Linked DNA regions of Mus musculus: region 2 is linked to region 1. A link is a contact called in ENCODE Hi-C or POLR2A ChIA-PET data. All regions are on one chromosome and are shown on one strand. The core of a region is the stretch at or near the end of the contact, and the rest is flanking DNA. Distances in the headings are between cores, read along the strand shown.

Region 1 (4,867 bases), core at 183-2,682:
GTTAGTGAGATTATTCTTAGCTGACATGGTAACCATGGTAGTCTCTGGTGCTATTTTGTGGAAATTCTCCGAATGTAAGGTGCTGTGTGACCTGTGCTCTCTTGACCAGGTGTGAGATGACTGAATTTGGGGCGTAGAAATGTCCTAGTGTAACTTGTATCCTCTGAGGTGAAGCGAACTAGGGAAGATTCTGGCACTGTGGGTGTTGCTGACTGGTGGAAGCGTTCAGGGGAAGATTAGCTCCTGGGGGTGGCCTTCAGTGTCATTGCTTGAGACAATACCAGAGGCCTCAATTCCCATTTCATATCTTGTTTGAATGAGAACATAGAAAACGAAGTCTAGAATTTAGGAGATAGGATATGGCATCTTCTTAGGTGTATCCTGCCATGGTATCACTGGAGTATCTCTAAATAGTGCTGTGCACTTCTTCCCTTGAGCCTATTCTGCTACCAACACATGCTGTGCACCGAGAGGCTTCAACAACAGAAACTTAGATCTTCATTTCTGAACGCTGAGAGGGCTGAGACCTTCCTATAAACTGCACTATTGATGGGATTTTGAGCCTCAGACTCAAACCTAGAGAGTCATTTCTCAGCAAAACGGAACATAATATAGACTCTACTGGAGTGTCAGCCAGTGATAGCTAGGGTGTCCCACTCACTGGAGAACCCTCTGAACCTAGAAGTGCCTGGGGTTTAAATCACTCAATAAACTCAGCTGGAGAGCTGCAGGTCAACATTTGTGTTAACACATGTCCTACTTTCCATTTCCCATGAGGACTTAGGGATACTATCAAAGGATAAGTAAGGGGTGAGAGATGTAGCTAAGCTGGTAGAATGCTTGCTTAGCATGCACAGTGCCCCAGGTTCCATGTCTAGCACTGCATAAACCAAGAGTAGTAGCATTTGCACTCAGGAGATGGAGGCAGGAGGACCACAAGTTTAAAGTCAGCCTCAGCTACCTTCCACAGTCAGCCTGGCATCCCTGTCTCAAAAAGGAGGATGGGCTAAGTAAAATTACAGATCTTTGGGTGTTAAATCTTAAATTCTTTGTTAACCCACCTCTATTTGATCCAAACCATCTCTGGTTCTTTGAAACAAGATTCATTTGTAATAGAATGATAGAAGAACAGAAAAACACTCTGGACAAATTGTATAGTCCAGGCATCGTAGAGTTGCTGCCCACATGGTACACACCCTGGAAACAGGCCAGTGAGCTAAAATCTGCAGCCAGGAAGAAATCAGCAAAATGAGTTTCATAAAACACTTGAAGTTTCATGTGATCTGGGCACAGTTACTGCCTGAATTTTAACTTTGAAGATGAGGACCTTGTATCTCCACCCACGCTGAAGGTGGAGCCTAGCCAGTGGGTGGTGAGGGAGGCATGTGACCCCAGTCTTCCTGGGCATATAGGAGAGGTCACAAGGGACCCTGGCAGACGTGGCTCGGAGTGTCCTCTGTTATCAGCCTGTACTCAGGGTCATGTGAGTGGTCTAGTCATCCCTCTGCAGGAAGGGCGTACTCAGGAAAAACTCTGGTGCCGACTTCTACCTCTGACTTTTATCCTAGATTTGTAATTAAAAACATGTTTAAGGACCTAATTATTTGCATATTCCCCTCAGAGTTAACCCGTTAAAGGAGTCTTTAATACCTTGCTCTACTGTTCTAACTAAATGTTTCCACATTTTTTTCCACTTATACTCACTGTTTCACTTCTGGAAAATATTGTGTAATTACTTCCTGATGGAGTGAAAACCCCACAAAGTCCCCAGTGCCACAGCAGCGTCAACTTTGATCTCCCACATCAAGTTGTATTTAGTTTTGTGGGGTTTTTTTCCATTTAATTAAACAGTATTAAACAGATTGTCACTGACATCCAATTTAAGGTCTGCTAAGGCTTCATAGCAGGCTCATCAGTTCTGTGCACCTCTGCTACTTCCCATTCTCCTCAGTCCTAACCCAGGATCCTGTATGGTTAACTTTTCTGAACAATGCCTAGTTTGTGGCTAGGAGTCACCCTTTAGTTGTTTGTTTGTCTTTTATAAAGTATCTACTCGTTTCGAATATTTTATCAAGTTGGCCCATTCAGATTGCAGGCACAAAGGCGATCGATCACAAGACCAGATCCTTGGGTTCTTTCACTATTTAGACAGAAAGGAATATCTAGGAGGTGTGTGTGTGTGTGTGTGTGTGTGTGGTTTGTGAGTGTATGTATGTATTTTTAATACAGAAAATATAAAGAAAAAGCAAAGGCAACCTTGTAAACTTCAGGTTTTTCTCCTTGGGTGCTTGTCTCCTAGAGGCAGGGGAGGAGGGAATTTTGAAGAAGAGGATCCAGACTAAAGTAGCATGCTAAAAATGTCACCTTTCTCTTCTAATGAAACCAACTCATTTACATGGTTAGCAAAATCAAAAAGAATTCAGGAAATGAGTAATAGTGAAATCCCCTTTGTTCCCTCCGTCCTTCCTTCCTTTGCTGGAAATGGACCCCAGGGCCTTACATGACTAGATGGTCACTGTTTCTCTCAGCCACAGCCTAGCTCCAGCTTACACTGTCTCTAAGCCGGGAGCTAACCTGTCAGAAACATTTGACACCTGCAGACTTGTATCCAGCAGTTTACTCAGCTGCGCAGATAGAAGTCAATGGCTTGCTTGAAGTTCTGAGGGCAACACAGCCCCTGGTATCCCACACCCCATGTTGTACCTATGTGCAGTGGGGTTCCTCCTAGCATCCTTTCTCTATTGTCTTCTAAATCCTTGGCCAATACATTGTTTCACTGTGTGCCAGGTCAAGTACAACTTTACAACTTTGTGGTGTTCCTCAGCAAGTCCATAGTCTAGCAAGTCAAAGAGACTTGTTTGGGAGGGGAGGGAGATAACATAGGAGATAAACTGGGAGATGTTCACTGTTATTTCCCTTGTTGCCCACTGCCTGTAACATAGACAGTTACTGTTCTAACAGAAGTCTGAGCTACTTGCCATGGGCCTCTGGTGGTTAGTTTAGAAGAGAGGGCCTCTCTTTCCTCTTCTGGAAGGCCAGAACTTACCCTAGTGCTTGTGTGTGTTTGTCATCTTCCCTCTGTCCTCACAAGACAGATGGAGTGTCCCTCCTCTGTCACCTGAGAGGCTTTCCGTCAGCCCACCTGTGGGGCAGCAGCAGTGAAAAGTGGCTATCGGTAGACTCTGGAAAGCCAAAGTCCATGTGTCAGCCATGTCTTGGCTGCTCTGTTGGCTGGAGGTGGGGTGCAGAGCCTGTAGAGAGCTGGCCTGCAGGTGGGCAGCTACAGAGAAAAGGGGGGCTGGAGGAAAATATCAGAAGAATATAGAGCCAAGAGGCCTCTGCTTTGCCCCATGTTAATTCTTCACAGTGAGTGACAAGTTTGGGATCGGGATCAGGAGATGAAGGGTCTGCCCCAAGCAGTTTGAGTGAGTCTTTGATGTGGTTTCCAGATTTGGGGTGTGTGGGAGGGTGTCAAGCAGACTGACAGCAGTGGTGGTGATGGGACCCAAAACCTTGGGTAATGGGTTGCAGAGGAAGCCTCAGGGAAAGTGGGGAAACAGCCATTGGCTATCATTGCCCAGTTTTCTCTCTTCTCCCAACCCTGGCCTTGGTTCTGATCTGCTTTTGGTTTGAAGGCATTGGGACAGTGAATGCTGTGAACAGCAGCAACCCCAGGGCATGAGCAGGGCTCCTAGGCCCAGAGTGAAGATACAGGTAGTGAGGGCTACTGTATTGCGCTTGTTCTGTCCCAACATGGATCTTCTCCGTTAACCTTAACTGAAGGAGTTGGTAGGCAGCACCATCTCCGTCAGAGATGAAGGAACTGAGTCACCAAGCTGCAAGAGTCTCAAACTTGTGGACTCTCCTTTCTAGCCTAGCCAAGATTTCCTTTACCATGCTACCTGACTTATAGAAGCACCCCTGGCTCAGAGCCACAATTCCTCCTTATTTCCTGGCCTTTGAGAGGACTTGAGCCATTTGTAGCCTCCTAGAAGGGGGTTGGGATGTATGCTCAGGTTCAGCCCCTGTGCCCTTTGGTATAAAGGCATCTTCCTGGGTGGCACCAAGGCTCCTCAGAGGAGGATGGAGCACTAATGAGAGGCTAGAGATCCAGTCTCTCCTGGGTGGTGTAATCCGTGTGTCTGCTTTCACCCTGCCTCCTGGCCTCTTTTTGAGTCTCCTTAGAGATTTCCAGACAGCCTTCATGGCCCACCTGTGCTCTAGAGCAAAGCTGTTTTTGTGTGTTCAACTCATTTTCCATTTAGTTCCAGCTGGCCCTGAGATGCTCTCTATTCTTTCTGTCTTTCCTTCTGTCTCTCCATGTCCTTTCCTCCTCCCTTCTCCTCATACAGTAACGCTGCCCCTGACTCTGAGTGTGGGGCATAAGAAGGCTGTGCTAAGCCTGCTAGATCATGGAGAGCGGCTGAGCACTTCTAATTTTGGCAGTGAGACTTTACAAGTCTACATTCTCAGCATTGCCAACCAGTTAAATGAGAACAGCAAACCCCAATTTTTGTCATGGGAGCCATAATTAAAATGACGACTGGAACAACGTGGGTTCTTAGCAAGTCCTCATGGGTGGCTGACTCCGTGGTGGGTACTCAGGAAGTCGTGTACAATGGACCACACTGGTGCTTAGAGTGCCACTGAAGCCAGAATGCTTAGCAAGAAGCAGAAAGAGTCCTCTGACAGTGCTTTGATGGGCCAAGGTGTTGAAAGGTCAGCAGCAGTCAGGAGCCAAGGTATTTGGGGAAGCTTTGAGGGCGAGGATGGTGACTCAGTGTGGGGCATAGGAAGGAGAGTGAAGGATACTCTAGAGAGGTGCAGAGGAAAGTGAGGGTCAGCCATGCTTGGGTCGGACAGGCAA
Region 2 (5,319 bases), core at 1,615-4,114, 44 kb before region 1:
TTAGTCAGTGCTAATGGAAGGGGTGGCCTGGGACTACTTCTCAAAGTCTGTTTGCCAAGGCTCTAGAGATGGCTCAGAAGATAAGCGCACTGGCTGCTCTTCCAGAGGACCCAGGTTCAATAACACAGTACTTACATGGCACCCCACAACCACCTGTAACTCCAGTTCCAGGGAATCCAACACCCTCTTCTGATCTTTGGGAACTGCATGCATGTGCTGTGCAGATATATAGGGAAAACACCTATTCACATAAAATAAAATAATTTTTTTAAATGTTTAAAAATGATGTCAATATGCCTCACTAGAGTGGAGATAATTCACCAGTCTAGCAAGGCATCATGATGTGACCACTACAGAGGGTATTTTTCCTCATAATCTGGCTCAGTACTTGGGCATGAACTTTTGGTTATCAGTTGCAAATCATCTTAAGATGGTACAGCTGTTCAGAGCCACCTTCAGCTTTCCTCTCTGTGTCATAGGCGTCTCGGCAGGGCTGAGGGGGTTAGGGGGTGTGTGGCTGGCATCAAGTCTGATTACTACAGCATGTGCAGCCACTAAAGGGCCAAGTTCCATACACAACTGCCTTTAAAGAGGCTTCCTGGGCTTCTGAGATGACTCAAAGTGTAAAAAGGTGATTGTCTCCAAATCTGGTAGTCTGAGTTTGATCCCCTGGTATCTACATAGTAACAGGAGAAAACTGACTCTGACAAATGGTTCTCTGAGCTCTACAAACACAGTAGCACACATATAACCTCCCTCCACCACCTCCCACCCCTGTAAATCAATCAATCAATCACTTTAGTTTTTGTTGTTAAGATAGGATTCCTCTACATAGCTCTGTTAGACATGGAACTCACTATGCCTTCAGGTTGCCTTCAAACTTACAGAGATCCACCTGCCTCTGCCTCCCAAGTGCTGGAGATCAAAGGTGTGCCCCATCATGTCTGGCAATCAATGTAATTTTTAAATTTGAAAAAAACAAAAACCAAAAACAACCCAAGAGACACGTTGCCTACATGATTCTTGTAATCAATGTGGGAAAACGTCAAGACTTGCCTGAACCTGGTCTACTGCTCTGTTGAGGTCACTCTTCCAAGTCTGCCTCCATTCTGCTGCCTCTGCTTTCAGTCTTGTTGCAAACTCTACCAGCCCTTTTGAGAGAAAAAGCCAAATCCTATTATGGAAGTGCTTCAAACCACTCTGAGCTTCCGGATTAATCTGAAACTACATCTGAGTTCATAACTGGGTCACAGTTGCAGAACAGCAGAGACTTGCCAGTTCAGCTGGTGTGCGCCTCGGGCCAGTTACGACCCCAGCAGTCTCCATGCTGGACCTTTCTGGTTGCTTTTAGACCTTGTGCTCTGAGATAATCGAGTGCCTGTGGATAACTTTGTTTCTTAATGAGAAGGAGTGGCCTGTCCTGATAAGTGTTTGTCCGTGAAATAGCTACACAGGCACATCCCAGAGCTGGAAGGCCTCAAGATTCCAGAGAACAGAGGGAAAAGCAAGGTCACAGCTTGGAGGTGCTGCTGACACAGAGCGAGCATCTGGCCCAGCTTTCAAATGCCTTACTGTTCTCAGGGCTTCCCTGTTGGGTCTGTGTCCTCAGGACTGCATAGAGTCAAACCAAACAGAAGTGGAAACAGCATGCTCTGTGTTCTGTAGGCAGAAATATGGGGGTTCCTAAATATCCCCTTTTCACTAAACCCAAACTTGTACCTTTTCTTTTCCCTTTTTCCTCTACAGTGTGTCCCCATTTGTTCCAACCCTTACAGTTGTCCAACTGACAGAGCAGTTTGCCTTTTGTCAGTGACAGATAGTTACTGGTTTAGGGTCATTATTTCCTTTAACTTTCTGTTCATAAGTATTTCAGAAAGGTTCAATGTCAAGACAAAACTCCCAGAATATTTTGGAAGCTTTCTGCCCTCCCCTTTCCTTCTCTCCGTGTGGTAATGCTACAGGTTGAACCTAGGCAAGTGCTCTACCGCTGAGCAATAATTCCCAGCCCCAGAACAGATTTGTTGTTTTGTTTTGGTTTGGTTTGGTTTGGTTTGGTTTTGTTTTGCTTTTTATTTGCAACTGTTTTCATGATACCAAACAGAAGAAAGTAGGACCTTAATTTTGAAGTGAGTCAAGTCTCAACCGACCTGAAGGAGGTTTTTTCGATAGCACCAGCAGAGTTGAGACTGACTCTAGAGTGTAAAGTCCCAAACTGCTGCTGAGAAACTTGCTAAAATTGATGAGCAGTCCCTGGGTCCAGTGCTCTGCTTCAGCTACCTCTGCTACCCGTCAGAGCAGTCTTCTGAAGCAGAGACGTGCAGATGGATAAACTGGGGTCTAGATGAACTAGATGACTCTCCCTGTTAGTGACACACAAATGCCACTGCTCTGTTCCAGCATGCTGGACTCGTTGGCAGCACCACCCAGAACTCCCGCCAGCCTGTAGCACAGCATGGCGATGGCCATTGTGATTGTGTGTCCCGGGCACTGCTGAGTGAACTTGGAACTGTTGCTGGTCATGCTGCAGTTGTACAGTCTTGCTCTTGGCTGAAAAGAAAACCTCTCCCCGATGCCACAGAGTTCTGTTACTTCTTTCTCTTTTCCTGTGAAATGCCCTGGTGACAAGAAAGATACTGTCACCAGCAGTTTGCAAGGATCTTAAGGAGGAACTTTCCATTAGGTAAATAACTGTGAAAGAAGAGCCCCAGAGAACAGGGAGAAACTGAAGCCTAGGATCCTGTTACACTAGCCAAATACCTTTGGCACCCATGCTTGCTGAGTATCATGCTAGGGTCAGGGAAACAGGCAGGACAGAGCCGAGGGACACAGTGTGAATTCTCTCCCTCTATGCCATTCTACTCTCTACTTAAATTTCTGAAATCAGTGGTTCAGAGCCAGGTCCCCAGCCTAGACTAACTCAGTGTTTCCGTGTGTACAGACAACAGGATTACTTTGGAATGAGAAGTGTTGATGCACAGTGTGTGTTAGCTGTTCAGGAGAATGGGCACCTTAAAGTACTTCTGAGGGTTTTTACCCCTGTGCTGAAAACACTGCTTTATAGAACTTAATGACTTTGGACTGTGGCCAAAATGCACAAGTGTGTCGAGTGCTGATGCTTCCGTCAGCTACAGAAGGGAACCCACTGTAAGTGCGTGAGCAGGTTTCTGAAGGACGTTCTGTTCCTTGGCACTTTTCTTCTTAGCTAGGCTGACGGTCACTTGAAGATTTAAGTGTTTTGTAGGCTTGAGCTTTTTTTTTTTTTTTTTTTTTTTTTAAAGAGCTGGATTGACTTAACTCTGCAAATCCCCTCTGCTGTGGAGGTGTCGATTGTAACCACCATAGTGACGACTCACTCACAGATGACCTCCCAGATGCCAGTAGCTTTTCCAGTGCTAGCCCAGTGCATGCTCTGCTCCACAGCTGCCAGGTCCCTCTGCAGACAGCATGCACTACACTAGAGGATCCTGTCATGTCATAGTGGCCTTATCAAATGCGTTTACCATTTTACAGGGGTTGAAGCTGCTCAACATAGTTTTAATTGTGTGTCTGATATATCATCTCTCCTGCAGTAAGTGCTCTGCCACCTTTTCCAACCTCATCAAATCCTTTAAAGTGGATTTTTTTTTAATGTTCATCTAGGGGCTAAGAGTTAAGCCCCTGCCCATGGTCTCTCTGCTATTAAGTGTCACAGACAGAATATGAAGTCAAGTGTGATTGTCTTTCTGTTACAACTCACACACACACACACACACACACACACACACACACAGCCTCTAGGTGGCCCCCGTAGCTCTTGGACTGCTGCCTGTAGACTAGCCACATATCCAAGCTTAAGTCGCTCACATCCTAAGTAAGGACTTTGGTCCTTTTCTCTAGAAATCTCTGAGAGTTGTATCTCCTCTGAATACTCTGGGTGTCAGACGCCAGCATTCCTTAGTCTCAAGACAGTGAGACAAGGGGGTAAGGTGACTGTACCCTGGGTCAGTCAGACCACTTCAGCGCTCGCTGACATTGGCTTGTGAGCATTCCGCCCTGTTGATGATTACCTTCAAAGCTGAGGGCATGGTGAGGGAGTGTTTCCCAGCCACAGCCTGCATATCAGCTTCTTGTCTGTCACGGGGAGACTGGTCTATTTTGCCTACCCACTTGGATGTATGGTATGAGGAACTGACCTTAAAGATGTCCATGCATGGGTCCCCAAAGTGATAGGAGGTCACTGTCTTAATCCCTGTGCTCACAATCCCAGCATTGAGCAGGAGGATTGGGAGTTGTTTAGCAGCATAGGTTTATACAGGATAATCTCAAAGTCAGCGCAAAGGGCTGCTTTCTAGAAGGGCAGACTTTTATAATAGTAGCTTGTGAATATCTCTTTATGCTTTCAACTCACAAGTGATAAACAGCAAAACTAAATGGCTTGCACAAATAGTTTTTGTTGCAGAAGAGTAAGAATAGTAAATTAACTTAGATGTGGACATCTTTAATAACAAAAGTGAAGCTCCTAGTCAGGGTGTTTCATGCCTACAGTCTGAGACAGGAGAATCACCAGATTGGGCACACATAGAGAGACCCTGTCTCAAAAACAAAACAAAAACAGATGAAGCATCTGAGAAGCATTTGGAAGAAGCTGGCATTTGGAGAGGAGAGTGAGCTCTCCCGGGCAGGGACTTATTGGCACTGGGTGTCGGGCAGCTGTGGAAGAATGAGCCGCAGTCACGCCTTTGTCATAGGCTCCCTCCTGAGCTTCTGGTTTTACAGAGGGGATTTGGAAGGAGCTGGGGTCATGTTGGGCTTCGCTCCTAGATGATTTCTCCTACTCTCTCAGAAGAAGAAAAGGTGGTTCTTGTCTTTACCCTCACTAGCTCTTATAAAAGGTAACATGGCCTTCACTTACAATTTCTTCACAGAGTTTAGCTCTTCTCCAGCTGAGGAAGAGCTCAGAATGTGGCGTGGGTGCTCTAGGGTGTCCTGCAGATACTGTCGTTAACGTGCACCACACGGCTGTACCTCAGCACTTGTGGGGCTTTGGCGCAGGTGTTCAGACTGTGTCAGTGCTGGTGCTCCAGATCTGCAGTGCTAGCTGATGCATCTAGGTCATCACTGTCATTGTAATGAGACCTGGGGTTGCAGGACAGGACCCAAGGCTGGTGCTCATCTCCCCAGTCAAAGTCCAGTGCTTTGTAAAGACATGCACTGTGTAAGTTGCTTGAAGTCACAGCTGGAAAGTTTTGGAAGCCATTCTCTGAACACTGTAACTTTATAGGTGGTCCTACTCTGACAACTTGGTTTGGGGCTTCAGTTTATCTGCTGTGAAGAATAGGG

The links. Hi-C counts contacts between places; a loop is a spot of excess contacts on that map. ChIA-PET counts read pairs that join two places held with the same protein, here RNA polymerase II (POLR2A).
Region 2: a loop to region 1 is called in a map of heart, with 1.8 times the contacts of the local background. The contact joins two enhancer-like sites. A Hi-C loop is called at or near these places in 2 of 37 maps with a recorded cell type or tissue (both heart). POLR2A ChIA-PET finds 5 or more read pairs at or near these places in 2 of 5 experiments (Patski and embryonic stem cell).

The regions. Positions count from the first base shown.
Region 1 is chr4:144,977,841-144,982,707 of GRCm38, reverse strand. The region is part of intron 68 of Vps13d (vacuolar protein sorting 13D); the gene reads left to right. Among named protein-coding and RNA genes, the nearest start is that of Gm36317, 17 kb to the right of the region's middle. Within about 2 kb of position 1,432, at least 1 of the 3 ENCODE cell types and tissues checked has a DNase peak (open chromatin) inside an H3K27ac peak, as active enhancers do; it is heart, where a contact is called at or near this core.
Region 2 is chr4:145,022,701-145,028,019 of GRCm38, reverse strand. The region is part of intron 65 of Vps13d (vacuolar protein sorting 13D); the gene reads left to right. Among named protein-coding and RNA genes, the nearest start is that of Gm36317, 62 kb to the right of the region's middle. Within about 2 kb of position 2,864, at least 1 of the 3 ENCODE cell types and tissues checked has a DNase peak (open chromatin) inside an H3K27ac peak, as active enhancers do; it is heart, where a contact is called at or near this core.